2 separate regions of the Homo sapiens genome follow, and region 2 is linked to region 1. A link is a loop called in an ENCODE intact Hi-C map of the cell type or tissue named here. Cell type or tissue: A673. All regions are shown on one strand. Links, peaks and the distances in the headings refer to the core of each region. The heading gives the core; the rest is flanking DNA. Region 1 overlaps MYO10 (myosin X). Region 2 overlaps BASP1-AS1 (BASP1 antisense RNA 1).

Region 1 (8,830 bases), core at 993-5,992:
TACTCGGGAGGCTGAGGCAGGAGGATCACCTGAGCCCAGAAGGCCAAGGCTGCAATGAGCCACGATTATTCCACTGCACTCCAGCCTGGGTGACAGAGCAAAACTCTGCCTCACAAAAAAAACAAATACAAAACGAAACAAAACATGTCAACTTAAGAAAAATCAAGCAGAACAAAGCATCAGGAAAATGACTATGAACAGACATGCATCCATCTAGCATTTACTGACCAACTACAAAATGTGAGCGCTATCAAATATGAAAGAGACGCTAGGGTATCCTTCTCCTGCTGGGGGCTTATAAGACACAAAATATATATATACTCCTACTGTTTAAGGCAGAGGGGAAGTACTTGGTATCCAATGGCATGTTTAAGTTAAAAAAATGACACCATATGTAAAGGTAGGCTGTGCAAACGATTTACAGCAAAGCACTAAAATCTATCTCGCGTGCTTCCTAAGGGAGAAAAATGTGACTACAAGCTTGAAAATATTCAACATATACAAGAGATATGCATATCTCTTGTATACAACAAGGAAAACACTTTAATATAAATTTGCACTATCCATTCTGGTTAACCAAACAGCAAGACTTCATTGCTTTGCTCATCTCAAAAATATCCCAAATTAAACATTGAAAAAGACATACATTCAAGTTGTAGGAATCACATACACAAAGGCATCAAATTTGTTGCACTTTCAATTCTGTCTAGATTAGACTCTTAAATTTATAAATTTCTTCTCTTGAATCAAGTATAACTTGGAATCTGAAAAGGAATTTTTTTAAAATAGTGTTCCACTGGTCAGGAGAAAAAGTCCTTGGCTAAAATATTCCAAAGGTTAAATTTAGCAGGTTCATCGTGGCATAAAACAGACAGGGCAGCTGCCAAACGCTGGGCCTATAATTCAGCTGAAAAGCTGCAGGCATTCCCTGGGCCACAAACAACCACATGTGGTCTCCAGGAGTCCCAGACAGAATGATGGGCTATAATTCCAGGTTTGCTTGTTTTTCCAGTTTGTGTTAGAATTTATGGGTCTAAGCAGGTGTTTTAGTTTGTTCCCATGGGAAGAATTATTTTCTGGTGTCTTTACCCTTAATGTTGCTATCATGGTACTGTATCAACTCAGAAAGATTCAAAGGGCAAGGGGTAGTGAGGGGTCCTGAGAACATACTAGAAGGTCCTAATGATCTTGGGGCTGAGAATTGAAGAATTCGGCTATTGGATGTTACCCTCGTAAATTAAAAGACGTTCTCAGCCAGGAAGAGGCTCACGCCTGTAATCCCAGCACTTTGGGAGGCTGAGATGGGCAGATCATCTGAGATCGGGAGTTCGAGACCAGCCTGACCAACATGGAGAAACCCCATCTCTATAAAAAATACAACATTTGCCAGGCGTGGTGGTGCATGCCTGTAATCCCAGCCACTTGGGAGGCTGAGGCAGGAGAATTGCTTGAACCTGGAAGGTGGAGGCTGCGGTGAGCCAAGATTGCACCAGTGCACTCCAGCCTGGGCAACAAGAGAGAAACTCTGTCTCAAAAAAAAAGAAAAAAAAAAAAAAGATGTTCTCTGGCATTGCTCAGACACCTCCAGCATAACCCTGCAGACTCACAAACTCACAAGCTGCAGGAATAGACAGGACAGACGTTCCACGGTGTCAGATCCACAAGGTGACCCTGTGATCCATCACACTGAAGAGCAAATGCTAAGTCTCCTTAATTTTGTGCTATGTCTCCTCAGCACTCCAGCATGGAAACCTGAAGTCCAGGAAGCTACAGACAACTTGCCCCAGCCAATGAAGGCCTCCACCCTCTTCTAATCTCAGTCAAAAGTTAAAGCTCCTTAGGAGCAAATGTTTTTAAGAAGTTCAATGTCTCCATTCAACAGAATTGAGGTTGCACTGCATTACAAATGATACTAACCGTTCTCTGTACCCTAGTCTCTTATTCTGCAAAGTATGGATGATGGTAATAATTAATGTCTACCTTGCAGGATCCAAGAGAATCAAAAGAGTTAATATTTATGAAGCATTTAGAATACTTCCTGAAATACTTAGGTATGAAACATTTAGAATATTAGCCTGAAATATAATTGTGATTACTTTTGCACCAAGCTAATAGTAAGTTCTGTGTAAGTTAGTACCTCTTCCGTTGAATTCTTCAATATTAAGATCTTTAAAACCCCCCAGTGCCATAGCACTATCAGTTACTTAAACAGCCATTAGTTACTGCTCCCTGCCCTTTTTCGTCCTTATGCAAACACAAATGATTCACTTTCAAAGCTCAGAAGCTTCCAGAGGGTAGATTTTCAGCTTCATGCAGCTGTATAATTTACACACGCTACCGGTGACAGTAACAGCCTGAGAGACAGGTGACAATGGATCTGTCTAGTGGCACTGGAGGCTGGAAATCCTGAACTCTGTGCTGTACTTGAACACATTTGCCCAGGGAAAGATTCCCCAAGGGACAAGTGCATCAATCTCGTATGACTCTTGGTTCTTCAAAAAAAGTCAATTAAAATTTTTCAAGGCCAGTACAGTAAACAGTGCTCTGTGTGATGCTCACACCTGTGCATGAGGGAGCAGGATGTGGGTAACACAAAGTCAACAGCGCAGACTCACCTGGCATCTTCTGGGGACTCTGCAATCAGGTGGAAAGTCCTATCGGCCATAATGATGTCGATCCCATTCTCCTTGGTGGTGTTATCTATGATCTCTCTGCAAAGAAGCAAAAGCAACAAACGCACATCAGGAACACCAAATTCTGAATAACTGAGGAAAGCAACTAATGAAGCCAATGACTAGAGTTGGGAACTGTCTGTTACTGACGAAACGGTACACAGTTGGCTCTCCATATCTGCGAGTTCAGGATTTGTGGGTTCTGCACCTGTGGATTCAACCAGCAGCAGATCAAAAATAAAAATCCAATTTAAAAAATAATAATACTACAAATTAAAAAACAATACAGTGTAACTACTATTTACAATGCATTTGCAACATACTAGCTATTGTAAGTAATCTAGAGACGATTTGAAGCATGTGGGAGAATATGCATAGGTTACATGCAATGACTACATCCTTTTATAGCAGGAACTCGAGCATCTGGGGATTTTGATGGCTGCAGTGGGGTGGGGAGTGGGGTGGTGGTTCTGGAACCCGTCACCAAAAGACATGGAGGGACCTACAATGGTTTTTCTTTTAGCAATGATGAAGACACCCTCTAGGGGGAGCCAGTCTCATCTCTGCTGCCCAGGGAGGAGGCTGCTGGTGTGGCCAGGGATAGCAGGGTTCCCCTGACTTCTCTAGGGGAGAGGCTCTCTCCCCTCACACTGGTCTGCCCAATGCCCACCCCTGCTCAGGACCCAGACAGGCCAGGGGCAGCAGCCCCCACTCCTGCCTGCAACTTCCTTTGGACCCTTTCTCAAATCTACAAAAGCCAACCTCGGCCCGGCGTGAGCTCTTTCCCTAATTCATCACAGCTCTCTCCCAGCTTAAGGCCAGGGCATCTGCGTCTGAATTCTGCTTGAGATGTGCACATTATTTCCATCAGGGGTGCTGGGAGTGAGGCGCAGGATTTGGGGTGTTTGGTCTCAATACCATCTTGATCTCATCTGCAACCCTCCCTAAACAACACTAGAGAAATAAAATTGGTGAACCAGGTTAACAAAATCAGGGTAAAACAGCAGCAGATGTTAGGATCAGACCAGAGATAGTAATACGTTTGATGAAGAAGGGTTTGGGGCATAAAGCCAGCTTGCTCTGATAACTAAAGAAGTGCAAATGTTCGGCCGGGCGTGGTGGCTCACGCCTGTAATCCCAGCACTTTGGGAGGCTGAGGCGGGCGGATCATGAGGTCAGGAGATCGAGACCATCCTGGCTAACACGGTGAAACCCCATCTCTACTAAAAATACAAAAAAATTAGCTGGGTGAGGTGGCAGGTACCTGTACTTCCAGCTACTCGGGAGGATGAAGCAGGAGAATGGCGTGAACCCAGGAGGTGGAGCTTGCAGTGAGCTGAGATCGCGCCACTGCACTCCAACCTGGGCGAAAGAGTGAGACTCCGTCTCAAAAAAAAAAAAAAAAGTACAAATGTTCACAATAAAACATGTATTTTACAGCAACAAAACTAAAATAGTCTGGTTAGAAAATAAGTATTATCTGACCTCATAGCTAGAATCACTGAGATGAAATATTTAAAAAAAAATCAAGATCAGGGCCGGGCGTGGCGGCTCATGCCTATAATCCCAGCACTTTGGGAGGATGAGGCAGGCGGATCACTTCAGGTCAGGAGTTTGAGACCAGCCTGGCCAACATGGTGAAATCCCGTCTCTACTAAAAATACAAAAATTAGCCAAGCTTGGTAGTGCACACCTGTAGTCCCAGCTACTCGGGAGGCTGAGGCAGGAGAATCACTTGAACCCTGGAGGCAGAGGTTGCAGTGAGCCGACATGGTGCCACTGCACTCCAGCCTCAGTGACAGAGCGAGACTCTGTATCAAAAAAAAAAAAAAAAATCAAGATCAGAACTACTGCTGACATCACAAGAGGACAACCAGCTACTCTAAGCCTTCTTAACAGAAATCAATACCAACACAAGTGAAGCACTCTTAAACAGAAAGAAAACCTGAACTCGATCACTCTCTAGGTCTAATGACCAATTCACAAGAAACAAATGAGAAAGAGAAACACGTTCAAACACATGCCCATATAGGGTTGGTGAAATCTAGAAACCATGGGATAAGCGAGCTAACATGTTCCATTACAAACAGCAAGTGAAAGAAAGGCAGAGGGGCATCTATACATTAAAAGAGACTTGAGTGATCTAAAAACCAGTGACAACATCTAGACCTCATTTGGATTCTGACTTGAAGAAAATAACTATAAAACCAACCCAAACCAACAAGAACACTACCACCTCCACTTATAAGGAAACTGCAGGCCAGGCACAGTGGCTCACGCCTGTAATCCCAGCACTTTGGGAGGCTGAGGTGTGCGGATCACCTGAGGTTAGGAGTTTGAGACCAGCCTGGCCAATATGTGAAACCCTGTCTCTACTAAAAATACAAAAATTAGCCAGGCATGGTGGTAGGCACCTGTAATCCCAGCTACTCAGGAGGCTGAGGCAGGAGAATCGCTTGAACCAGGGAGGCAGAGGTTGCAGTGAGCCAAGGTTGTGCCACTACACTCCAGCCTAGGCAACAGAGTGAGACTTGGTCTCAAAAAAATAAAAATAAAAATAAAAAAATAAGGCCACTGCAGAAATCTGAACAATGACTGGGAGTTTGGATAATATTAGGAGCTAACATTATTTTTTTAATGTCATAATGGTATTGTGATTATGTATTAGAATGTTTAAATACCTACTAAATATTTACAGAAGAAATTATATGATAGGGACTTGCTATAAAAGGAGGTGGTTTGCTGGGGGAGCGGACTGGATAGAACTGTGGATGAAACACTCTTGGCCATGGGTGGATAGCCACCGAAAGCTCTGGAATAAGTCCGTGGTTTATTATATTCTTCCACCCACTCTTGCCCATGATTGAAGTTTTCCATAATAACTCACTGTTCCTGTTCTATAGGAGGTGACAGAAATGGCTGAATAAGAGCTAACATTTCCATAACTCAGTATAATTCTGATGAAGCACCTAAGAATAGAGCTTTTATTAAGCAGCATACAAAGTGAGTTGCAAAAGAAACATACATCAATGTACTCTGGTGAAATTCAATACTATGCCTCCCTCTCTCACAGCTTCTTGGTGCTTGTGGCCCCTTCTATGGGATAATTAAAGAGAAACATCATGGCCGTAATCCCAGCACTTGGGAGACCAAGGCAGGCGGATGGCTTTGAACCCACGAGTTTGAGACCAGCCTGGGCAACATGGCGAAACCCCGTCTCTACCAATAATACAAAAAATTAGCCTGGCGTGGTGGCACACACCTATAGTCCCAACAACTCGGGAGGCTGAGGTGGGAGGATCACCTGAGCCCAGGAAGTTGAGGCTGCAGTGAGCCGAGATCGTGTCACTGCACTCCAGCCTGGGCAATGGGAGTGAGACCCTGTCAGTCAATCAATTGATCTATAGACAGATGAGGAACATCACGGTATGTGAGGCTGAGAGAAGATGGCAGAGGCAACAGAGCCATGCCTTGCTGTGAACCCTTGCAGGATTCAGACCCAGGATTCTCACAAGCGCACTCCCGCACCTCATGAACTCCAAAGGGACAGCCTGGAAATGTCCAATATTCTGCCGTCTGCAGAGACATGAGTTTTCCCTTACAATCAAATACATAAAAGACTTTCTTCTCCTCATTTAACTTTCCACTTTACAATGAATACTTTTCTGAAGTTGCGGATGCTGGCTGATTAGAAACATTTTACTTTTAAGGCTCCTGACTTCAGGCATTAATTTGATCCCTCAAAGATTATTTTACTACTTTTCTAAATATTTGAGGTCACTCAGTTTTGAGTGGAGTACGGCTACAGGTTATCCCCAAACATGTTTTCAGGCTTAGTATCTAGTTACCCCAGAAAACCAGCTGCTTGTAACTCCCAACAATTTTCTGGAAACATTACTTAGTCTTTTAACAAAAATAATAGGCCCTCAATAGTCCAAAGCTTTGGTTCTATAAGGGTGTGGCAGAAAAGGGGGCATGTTGGATTTGAAGACCAGCCCTGTTCCTCTCACTGCTGGGAATGGGGATGGCTAGTATAACCAACACTGGTATAACAGAAGAGAAGTGATTTATTTCGGAAAACTCCTCCAGTCTGTCTGCTTTTAATTTAGCTAATTTATCTGCTGGCAACAGCTGGAGTAAGGAATTGAAAGTGATACATTAACCCATAAAAAGACTCAGCCACTTGTTCCAAATTCACACCATTCTTCCTCCACACATTCAATTCCGTTTCCACCAGGCAACTTCCAGATCCAATTGGCTGGCCATCTTCCAAATGACAGCCACATGTCTGAGTGTAATCACAAAAAGCAAAGTACTCATGGATTAAGTCTTGCTTCCCAGTTTCCTAGTAATTTAACCTACTGAACTGAACTATCAGGACACCTGCTACAGGCTACTGCCGCTGCAAGGAACTTGCACAGCATGGCTCTATGACCACCAGCATAAACCATGAGCAACCCATCGGGCCACAGCCAGGCTTAGCAACCTACTTTGCCGTTCGCACTTCTACGGTGCCCTTGAGCTTCTCCTCGCTGTCGTTTTCAAAGTACATCAGCTTGGACTGGCGGAGGACAAACCAGCGCTTCTTCCAATTTCTCCTGGACAGCGTGGAGGAGCCCCCCCCTTTTTTGTGGAGCCAGCCTTGCTTGAGGGCCTCCTGCTTGGAGCGGAACCACAAGAAGGTTTCATCCTTGAGGACGCACCAGCGGCGTTTCCAAGAGTTCATCAGGCCACCTGTTCCCCGTGAGATTGGGTAGAGAGGGGTGAAAGAAAAGTCAGTCAAGTTGGATGACAACAACATGCATAGCAGGTGTTAAGGTCTAGCCGAGCTTAGACTCTGCCCCAGCCGCAGCACCGCAGAGACCCCTCAGTGAGGAGTGGCACTGCTAGCTCATGTCTGGGGGCACCACACAGATGTCACACCAGCCAGGCTGGATTATACAAGAATCCTTCTATCCAAAGGAGTTCCTGCTCACTTAGCTGAGAAAGCTTTGAAAGGAGCCAATAGAAAAGCAAGTAATGAACTGACACTCTAACCCAGGAATGAGTCAAAAGCCAAGGGTGAGAACCATGTCCCTATGTATGGATCAGGCTTATCCCAAAATGCACCAGAGAGGGAAAATTATTTTAACATGGTGTCAAAGTTTACCAGTTTCTTTACCCGTTTTTTGGGCCAGGAGCGGTGGCTCATGCCTGTAATCCCAGCACTTTGGGAGGCCGAGGCGGGTGGATCACTTGAGGTCAGGAGTTCAAGACCAGCCTGGCCAACACGGTAAAACCCTGTCTCTACTAAAAATACAAAAATTAGCCGGGTATGGTGGTGCGTGCCTGTAATCCCAGCTACTTGGGAGGCTGGGGTAGGACAATCGCTTGAATCCGGGAGGAGGAGGTTGCAGTGAGCAGAGATTGTACCACTAGACTCCAGCCTGGGTGACAGAGTGAGACTCCGTCTCAAAAAATAAACAAAGTTTACCCATTTCCTTCCATATTTGGTCAATGTGCGAACAAGAATTATCAGTGATTCCAGGGTTGACTGATAAAGTCTAACTTACACAGGTAAAGACAATATGGCTTTTTGGAGAAAAACATCTTTTCAAAGAAAAGCATCATCTGAAAATGGTTTACAGGTATAAGACTGAGACTATGAAAAAAAAAAAAAGAAAGCAAGAGTACAAACTACACTAAGATTTGAACTTAAATATACAGATGTTATCTTTCATAGGATAAAAAAATCTTGCTATGCTCTTCAGGGAGGATAATTTTGTATTCCAGATTCCCCAACCTGCTCAAGATCAACATCTGACACACATCTGTTATTATAAGACTGTCCACACATTATTTTCTTTTGACCAACCAGTAATGAAAATAAGGGTCATTTAAACATGGGATATTTAAAGTAAGTATAATCCTATCCTTTTATGCGTTCACTGTGTGAAAACCAGACAGTGCACTTGCTTCACTGAACTTTCTAGACTCCTCTCCCTCCTTTTGTCCAAGAGGCCCCTGCTCATCTAGCTGAGACATCTTTGGTAATTGTGCCAAGCTGCAGAGCCGTGTCCTAACATATGGCAAACTTGCCAACGGCTACCAGAATGAAACATTATTAGTGTTTTGATTTGTGACTTTAATCTGGGTTTCTCAAAACAAGCCTGGAGGAA
Region 2 (8,830 bases), core at 2,308-7,307, 510 kb after region 1:
CCAAAAAAAAAAAAAAAAAAAAAAAAATCTAGATTGAGAGCAATTTTCCTTTAGAATTTTGAAAGTCTTTATCTTTTTACATCTAGTATGGCGATTCTGATTCCTGATTCCATTTGTTTGTTTCCTCTCTGGAAGTCTTCTGTATCTTTTCTTTATCTCCAGGGTCCTGAGATTTCAAGATGGTGTGCTTTCTTATGATCTTTTTATCCATTCATTGGGCTTGGCACAGAGTGTGCCTTTTTAATTCAGAGACTTGTGATCCTCAGTTCTGGGAAAAGTTTGCCACAATCTCTTTGATAATTTCTTCTCTTCTGTTCTTTTTCTGGAATTTCAGAAATGTTGGTCCTCTTGTTTTGAATCTCTGCCTCTTCTTTTCACTCCTGTTTTCTATTTCTTGATATTTCCATTTTCCTTTCTAGCATTTCTTCCATATTGTATTCTAATCCTCTACTGAAATTTATATCTTGGTTATCACATTGTTAATTTACAAGGAATTTCTCTTGCTTTCTGAACTTGTTTCATGTTTTCTTGTCCTTATTTTATGAGGATACTTTCTTCTTTAATAGCTCTGAGGGTATTGATATTATGTATATATATCTCCAGTTCCTGTATCATTTATTTCCTTTGGAGTCCTTCCCGCCAGACTTCTTTAGCTCAGGTTGCAAGTTTTCCTTTCTTTTTTTTTTTTTTTTTGAGATGGAGTTTCACTCTTGTTGCCCAGGCTGGAGTGCAATGGTGCAATCTTGGCTCACTGCAACCTCCACCTCTTGGGTTCAAGCCATTTTCCTGCCTCAGCCTTATAGGCGCCTGCCACCATGCCCCGCTAATTTTGTGTGTGTGTGTGTGTGTGTGTGTGTGTTTAGTAGAGACGGGGTTTTGCCATATTGGTCAGGTTGGTTTCGAACTCCTGACCTCAAGTGGTCCACCTGCCTTGGCCTCCCAAAGTACTAGGATTACAGGCGTGAGTCCCCGCACCCAACTGCAAGTTTTCTTAAATACCTGGCAATCCTTGGCTGTCCTTTTATAATTAAGACTAAAATACATAAAAGCAATTTGCAAGTTTAGGCAGAGCTTGTGAAAAAGTGGGTTTCCCAGTAGGTGCAAAACTCATTTTGGCTAGAGAGCCAGCTGGCCTCTTCATTAGGGAACCTGGTCTCCAGAGAAGCCTCCAGTATCCTATTGGTGGGTATTTTCCTGGTTACAGACTTCTGGGATCAGATTGTGGAAAATGGAATAGGCACGCTCACATCAGTTGGCTGACTAAGGTTAATTTCCCCATTTTCAGGTCTGCGCCTCAATCTCCCTCCTCTGTGCTTATCAGTAACAAACAAATGGACTGGCGCCACTTGGAGTCAGTTTCTCCAGACGTGTTTCCAGACAAGGGTGGGAATCAGGGAGCTTGGAGGTGCTTGCCTCTTGAATGATTTGGAGGGAACCCCTGCCTCTAAGTCCTGGGCCTTGGAGGATTTCTGTAGGTGACAGGCTTTCAGACCCTCCAGTGAAAGAATTACAGTGTAAACTGCTTTCTTCTTCACTCAAGGGCCCAAATGAAGGAATATTGCTGTGAATTATCTGAATGGGTGGAGTCTGTGGTGCTTGATCTGGGTGGAAAGAATCGGTGGGAACTGCAGTTCAGAATCGACATCACTCAGGACGTTTTTGTTAACATGCAAATATTCAAAACTGTATGAAAAGCACTAAGTTGACATCAATTTGAAAGTACATTTGCATTCTTTGGGACCTTAGAATGCATCTGCATTTTTGACATTCAGCTACGTCAAGGAGATATCAAAATAATTCTAATTTGGCACCAAATAGGCCTGGCTCTTTTACCCTTCCCTAGCACAGATAGGGGTGTGTGCATTTGCCTTTCCTAGGTGCCAAGAACTCACTATCATAAGTGGAAGAAGATAATCATTCAATATAATTGAATCAAAATTTAAGAGTATCTTAGGTTGAGTGATTTCTTCTTACTGGTTGTTTTGAGCAGTCAAAGAAATGTGTACCTTCTGAACTATAAAAGGCCACGAAGGCAGAGTTGCAGTGCCAGGGAAATTACTGCTAGTGGCCCGAGACATATTCTGGAGCACATGCGTCCCATGAATTGGCACTTTGTCCTCTGCACTTCTCACTGCTTTCCATGGAGAGGATATCGTAACCTCTTTATTGGACTCTAAATCTCATTTTAAACCTCTGAATTATGCCAACACTTTGTAAGGGAAATTAGATAGTTTTACATGGGCTTTTATCCTCAATATGGCAGATAAATTGAATGAATGAATAGTGATCAAGGATATTAATAATATGTATTCGTTGCTTAAGATATACCACACATGGGGCTAAGGATTTTACAGATATGAGCTCACTTATTCTCACAGTCACCATATATTGTATCAGTTAACTTGGACTAAGTAATGCCTCAGTTAAAAAATAGTCCCCAGATCTCAGAGGCTCATAGCCATTCATGTTTACTTCTTGCCCACATGCTGTGTCCGTCATGGGGCTGTGTCATGGAAGCAAGTGCAGTACGTGGGTGGAGATTGGCAAAAGGAAAGGAGTGATGGCAAGCCAGGAGCTAGTTCTTGAACTTCTGTTCAGACGTGAAACACATCACATCTCCCCGCAATTCAATGGCCAAAGCAAGTCACAGGGTCCCTCCTGACCTCAATGGGCCAGGGAGGTTTTATCCTACTACTTGGAAGGGCATCTCAAATCCCATGGCCACGTGCGACATCAGTGGATGGGGAAAGCACAGTCCTCCACCAGGGAGGGGCAACAAATGTTTTGGGTAATACAACCCCCCACAGATAGATACTGCTATTCTCCCACTCTACTGGTGAGGAAAATGAAGCAGGGTAAGGATGGCGTCCAATTCTCAAACTCTATAAAGGAAGCAATTGATTTGAACACCTAAAAGACTATATAGATTTTATCTAATTCAAATGCAAGCAAAGCAAAACAGAACAAAAATACAGTGTCAGGGACATAATCACACAGAAGCATCAGAATCAAACCCTATATATCACTTTTTTTTTTGAGTCAGAGTCTAGCTCTGTCATCCAGGCTGCAGTGCAGTGGTGCAGTCTCAGCTCACTGCAACCTCCGCCTCCTGGGTTCAAGCGATTCTCATGCCTCAGCCCCCCGAGTAGCTAGGATTATAGGCGCCCACCACCACACCCAGCTGATTTTTGTATTTTTAGTAGAGATGGGGTTTCACCATATTGGCCAGTCTGGTCTTGAACTCCTGACCTCAGGTGATCCATCCGCCTCAGCCTTCAAAAGTGCTGAGCCACTTTGGGAGCCCGGCATATAGGCGTGAGCCACCACCCCCCGGCCTATATGCCAATTTTAAAAAAAGAACAAAAATTAATTTTCACCTGAATTTTCAATATCCCAGGGTGTAGTTAGGGGAAAAAAATATTAAGAAATTCTCTATAAGGAAAAACACCAAGAGATTTCTTTTCAAAAGAGCCAATCTAAGGCTGGGTGCGGTGGCTCACGCCTGTAATCCCAGCACTTTGGGAGGCTGAGGCTGGCGGATTGGTTGAGGTCAGGAGACCTGCCTGGACAACATGGTGAAACTCTGTCTCTACCAAAAATTACAAAAGTTAGCCAGGCGTGGTGGCGCATGCCTGTAGTCTCAGCTACTCAGGAGGCTGAGGCAGGAGAGTCACTTGAACCCCGGGAGGCGGAGGTTGCAGTGAGCCGAGATCGCACCACTGCACTCCAGCCTGGCAACAGAGTGAGACCGTGTCTAAAAAAACAAAAACAAAACAAAACAAAACAAAAAACAAAAAAAGAGCAAAACAAAAACAGCCGATGGAATCTTATCTGACTTATACAAATGAAATTCAGATTCTAAAATCAAGAGTCCAGACACCTTAGGTGATCTCAGAGAAGATCCTGTTTCATATGGGGGATTCTCTAGTGTTTTACATTTCTCATGTGACTTTGAAATTTGCCAAATGTAAGAAATAGCTGAGAGGCAGTAAGTATTGTTATTTTCAGGGGAAATCATTTCTACGAGAAAATAGGAACCCGGAATGAAAAGCTCGTGGAGTTTGGCGGGAAGAACAACCAAGAGGAAGGTGAAGATGCTGAGCTGGAACCCGGATAACTATGTCTGTGAAAGCAAGTTGGATTTACAGACTTCCCAGAAACTATGATCCTACCCTACATCCTTCTGCGGTCCCACGAGAATACTTAAGAGCTTTAAATGCTGTCAAACTGGAAAGAGTATTTGCAAAACCATTCCTTTTTCCCTGAATGGTCACTGAGACGGAGTCAATTGCTTGGCAAAGCATCCAAGGAGCCTGGCTCCTGTCCTTTCTGGGCCATGTGATGGAGAGGTTAGAATCTGGAACCTGACTCAACGGAAATGTGTCCGTACAATACAAGCACATGAAGGCTTTGTACGAGGAATATGTCCTCACTTTTGTGGGACTTTTCTTATTTTTTAATTTTTTTTTTGAGACGGAGTCTCGCTCTGTCGCCCAGGCTGGAGGGCAGTGGCGCGATCTCGGCTCACTGCAAGCTCTGCCTCCCGGGTTCATGCCATTCTCCTGCCTCACCATCCCGAGTAGCTGGGACTACAGGCGCCCGCCACCACGCCCGGCTAATTTTTTGTATTTTTAGCACAGATGGGGTTTAACCGTGTTAGCCAGGAGGGTCTCGATCTTCTGAGCTCGTGATCTGCCTGCCTTCGCCTCCCAAAGTGCTGGGATTACAGGCGTGAGCCACCGCGCCCGGCTGGGAGTTCTTTTTTTTTTACTGTTGGTGATGACAGGACTGTGAAGCAGTGGGAATTGGAGGGCTCAGGCTATGGAGAAGGGGAAGTCCTTTTGCATATGGTATTAAGAAGGCGGCGGACACTGGGACTGATCATCACTGGAAAGAAGCTGTTTTTGCCACATGTGGACAGCAAGTAAACATTTGGGATGAACAAAGAACTAATCCTGGCCGGGCGCGGTGGCTCACACCTGTAATCCCAGGACTTTAGGAGGCCAAGGCGGGTGGATCACAAGGTCAAGAGATCAAGACCATCCTGGCCAACTTGGTGAAACCCCGTCTCTACTGAAAATACAAAAATTAGCTGGGCGTGGTGGCACGTGCCTGTAGTCCCAGATACTCGGGAGGCTGAGGCAGGAGAATCGCTTGAACCCAGGAGGCAGAGGTTTCAGTGAGCCGAGATTGCGCCACTTCAGTCCAGCCTGGCGGCAGAGCGAGATTCCATCTAGAAAAAAAAAAATTCACTTAAAAGTCATACTGGGCTTATTACTTATTACACAGTAGAAATTAGCCAAGTAAGCGATACTGTTTTTTTTTGAACAAGCCTGCCACCTTGTGGTTATTTGGAAAACCAGACTGGCAAAACCAGGGCTCTGCAGTGCCTTTGCTTCCACACATACTTATTGAGTGTCTAATGTCACAGTCACCACGCTCTGTTCTAGGCTCTGAGCTTACAGCAGTGAATGAAATGGACTAGGAGCCACACTATTCTGGAGTTTATGTCTCATAGCATAAGAACATGTGTATCTAAGTTAGTATTTGGAAACGTATCCCACCTTCATCAGCCTCTTAACCTAATAGCCTACCTACATGGGAGCCCCTCTTCCCTATCATTCTTCATTCTGTAGGTAGGCAAAATACCCCTGTTCCTATAAAGCCCATCCCTTTCCTGTTTCTATTCCCTGCACCCAAACACACCTTGCCTTTTCAAGGACTCAAGGACTCAAGGACTTTGCATCTGTATCTGGCTCCTCTTCCTCCAACATTCAGCTCCCTGGCCCTTGTATACCTATCAGCATATACACACGCTCTCAAAAGCCTTCATTACAAAACCTTTTCCTTAATCCAAAATTCTCTCTAGCTAATGCTGCATTTCTCTGCTTCCTGTCACAATCAATAAAACTTCTGGAAAGTTTCGTCTGTGTTCACTGTCTCCATTCCCCTCCACTCACCTTAGCCCAGGGCATCTGTTACCACCACTCCCCTGGAACCTGTCCAGCCAGCGCCACACACCACTCCCATCCCCAAAGCGCCCCTGGGTCCTCACCCCACTCTATCTCTCAGCACTGAACACAGCAGACTGCTGCCCTTGCCTCCTTCCAGCAAGCCTTTGTGGCTCTCAACTAGCGGCACCCTGTACCCACTACCATCCTCTCCTCATGATCGCAGGGCTGGCTCTCATGGCTCAGCTCTCCTCCTCCTACACACCTTCCACAAGCGTTCATTAGAAAGCGGCCCCTCCTGAGAGGAAGCACTATCTGGAGTGACCTTATTCTTTTTACCTCTTATGCCTGCAAGCCTTGCGTCTGCCCTGTTTGTTGCTGAATTCCCAGCACTCAGGAATCGTTTCCAGTGTTTAGTAGGTGACTCAAATTATGTTTAGTTTGCATATGTTTAAAATTCATGTTGCCATAGTGGCCACCCCATCCCCTCCTGGTGTAGGGGCAATCTGGTATTGCAAAAACAGAAGCAGAAAGGCGTTGAACTGACTGGAGCAGCATCTTTGGCACTGAGAAGATCCTTTAACCTCAATATGTCTTAGATTTTCAATTTATAACATGAAGAAATTGGACTACAGTGCAGATGACAATGACATATCAGCTTTGGGGTGAGATCAGATTAACTGGCAGTAGAATCTGGGGCATAGTATTACGAAATACTTTTTAGCCACAGAAAGAATGCTTTGATTGATTGATATTGATTGGTTATCAATACCTACCCCGAATGTGGGAGGGGACTTGGCTGTGTATTTTTGGACATGGTTTCTTTCAGTTCTAAATTTTAAAGAGTGTTTTAAAAAGCTTTTCAAAACATTGTTGTTTCAACTGAATTTAATTTAATTTAATTTTTTTTGAGATGGAATCTCGCTCTGTCACCCAGGCTTCAGTGCAGTGGTGCGATCTCTGCTCACTGCAACTTCTGCCCCTGGATTCCAGTGATTCTCCTGCCTCAGCCTCTCAAGTAGCTGGGACTACAGGTATGCACTACCACGCCTGGCTAATTTTTGTATTTTTAGTACAGACAGGGTATCACCATGTTGATCAGGCTGGTCTCGATCTCCTGACCTCAGGTGATCTGCCCGCCTCGGTCTCCCAAAGTGCTGAGATTACAGGCATGAGCCACTGTGCCCAGCCTCAGTTGAATTTTAGAATTGAACTAGACAAACTTTTGAAGGGTTCTCAACATGTAGTGATATAATAAAAATGAAATTCAGACTCAGAATTATTAAACTGCAGTCTTCAGGAATTAATCTAAGATAACTGAAAATACATCTGCATCTATTCATTTAGCCAGGATTCATCTGCTATCCTATATCATGAGGTAAAAGTATTATATTGTAGAATGTTAAAAAATGTCCCATTCAGAAAAATGTCGTGCACTAAACCTGGCATTTATTCTGCTTCCTATTTCATTTCCTTTTATCTCTATGCCTTTTAGTTGACTGACATTACTTGCTTTCTTCCCCCCATTTTGCTTCTCTACAAGGAGATAATTCCAGATTACATTGGCAGATATTTCAAGCTATATTTCAATTACTAGGATATTGTGAAATTCATGAGATTAAAATAAAATAAACCTCAGAAGGGAGTATAAGCCTCTCCTAATGGAAATTGGGATTAAATTCAAATGTCATCACCTTATGTCATAAATGTTTTGAGTGGATGAAAAAAACAATGAAATGTATTTAAATACATGAAAGAATGTACAGAGTTAACCTTAGTGAAAAGAAAAAATAATGATTTGAGAATGTGGAAATATTCACATGAAATTCTGTATATGACATGTTAAAAAATTAGAGAACTCTTTTTTCTCCATTTATTTGTTGCTCCCAGATAATTTCCTAAGGTAGATAAGATAATACATATTAAAGCAATTTGAGTTATTTGAAAGGAACCTTCAAACTCACATTATTATAGTTTAGGAGTGATTTTAGCAGAAGCAAATTATTAATGATACAGATCAGGAATGGGCAAACTGCTTCCCTTGTGTCAAGAGTGACCTGCTAGGTGTTATGTAAATAAAGTTTTATTGGAACATAGCCATGTCCATTTGTTGACACATTGTCTGTGGCTGCATCCTGATACAGTGGCAGTGGTGGGTAGTGTCAACAGAAATCTCATGGCTTTCAAAGCAAAATATATTCACTATTTGACCCTTTATGAAAAATTTTGCTGACTTCTGCTCTAGATTATCAGCATCTCTATCAGACTCTGTATTTCTGAAGGCATGGACTCTGTGCTTAAACTTAGTTTTCAACTGTTCTTAAAAAAATATGTTGGCCAGGTGCCGTGGCTCATGCCTGTAATCCCAGCACTTTGGGAGCCCAAGGCAGGAGGATCACCTGAGGAGTTTGAGACCAGCCTGGGCAACACAGTGAAACCCCGTCTCTACTAAAATACAAAAAATTAGCTGGGCGTGGTGGCAGACGCCTGTAATCCCAGCTACTCGGGAGGCTGAGGCAGGAGAATTGCTAGAACCCGGGAGGCAGAAGTTGCAGTGAGCCGAGATCCATCACTGCACTCCAGCCTGGGCGACAGAGCAAGACTCCGTCTGAAAAAAAAAAAAAAAAAAGTTAGGGTCGGGCGTGGTGGCAGCTCACACCTGTAATCCCAGCACTTTGGGAGGCCAAGGCGGGTGGATCACCTGAGGTCAGGAGTTTGAGACCAGCCTGGCCAACATGGTGAAACCGTGTCTCTACTAAAAATGATTCCAGTTACTTGGGAGACTGAGGCATGAGACTCGATTGAACCTAGGAGGTGGAGGTTGCAGTGAGACAAGATCGAGCAACTGCACTCCAACCTGGGCAACAGAGAGAGAGACT

The links. Peaks named below come from ENCODE experiments on the same cell type or tissue, not always from the same donor. Only the 100,000 strongest peaks of a DNase experiment are listed, where the experiment ranks them.
Region 2: it touches region 1 in a loop (9-fold over the local background); 24 of 110 quality-filtered maps call a loop at or near these places.

Annotation. Positions count from the first base shown.
Region 1 is chr5:16,687,209-16,696,038 of GRCh38, forward strand. It overlaps MYO10 (myosin X), which reads right to left. Exons shown (of 41, transcript NM_012334.3): 27 at 7,163-7,406; 28 at 2,616-2,711. Among named protein-coding and RNA genes, the nearest start is that of RETREG1, 75 kb to the left of the region's middle. In A673, for the core only: CTCF peaks have their summits at 3,214 (motif pointing right) and 3,416; a DNase peak (open chromatin) is centred at 3,223.
Region 2 is chr5:17,198,189-17,207,018 of GRCh38, forward strand. All of the region lies in intron 1 of BASP1-AS1 (BASP1 antisense RNA 1), which reads right to left. It also overlaps the pseudogene DCAF13P2. Among named protein-coding and RNA genes, the nearest start is that of BASP1-AS1, 15 kb to the right of the region's middle. RefSeq lists a silencer at 5,289-5,368. In A673, for the core only: a CTCF peak has its summit at 5,360 (motif pointing left); a DNase peak (open chromatin) is centred at 5,333; H3K27ac peaks cover 880 bases.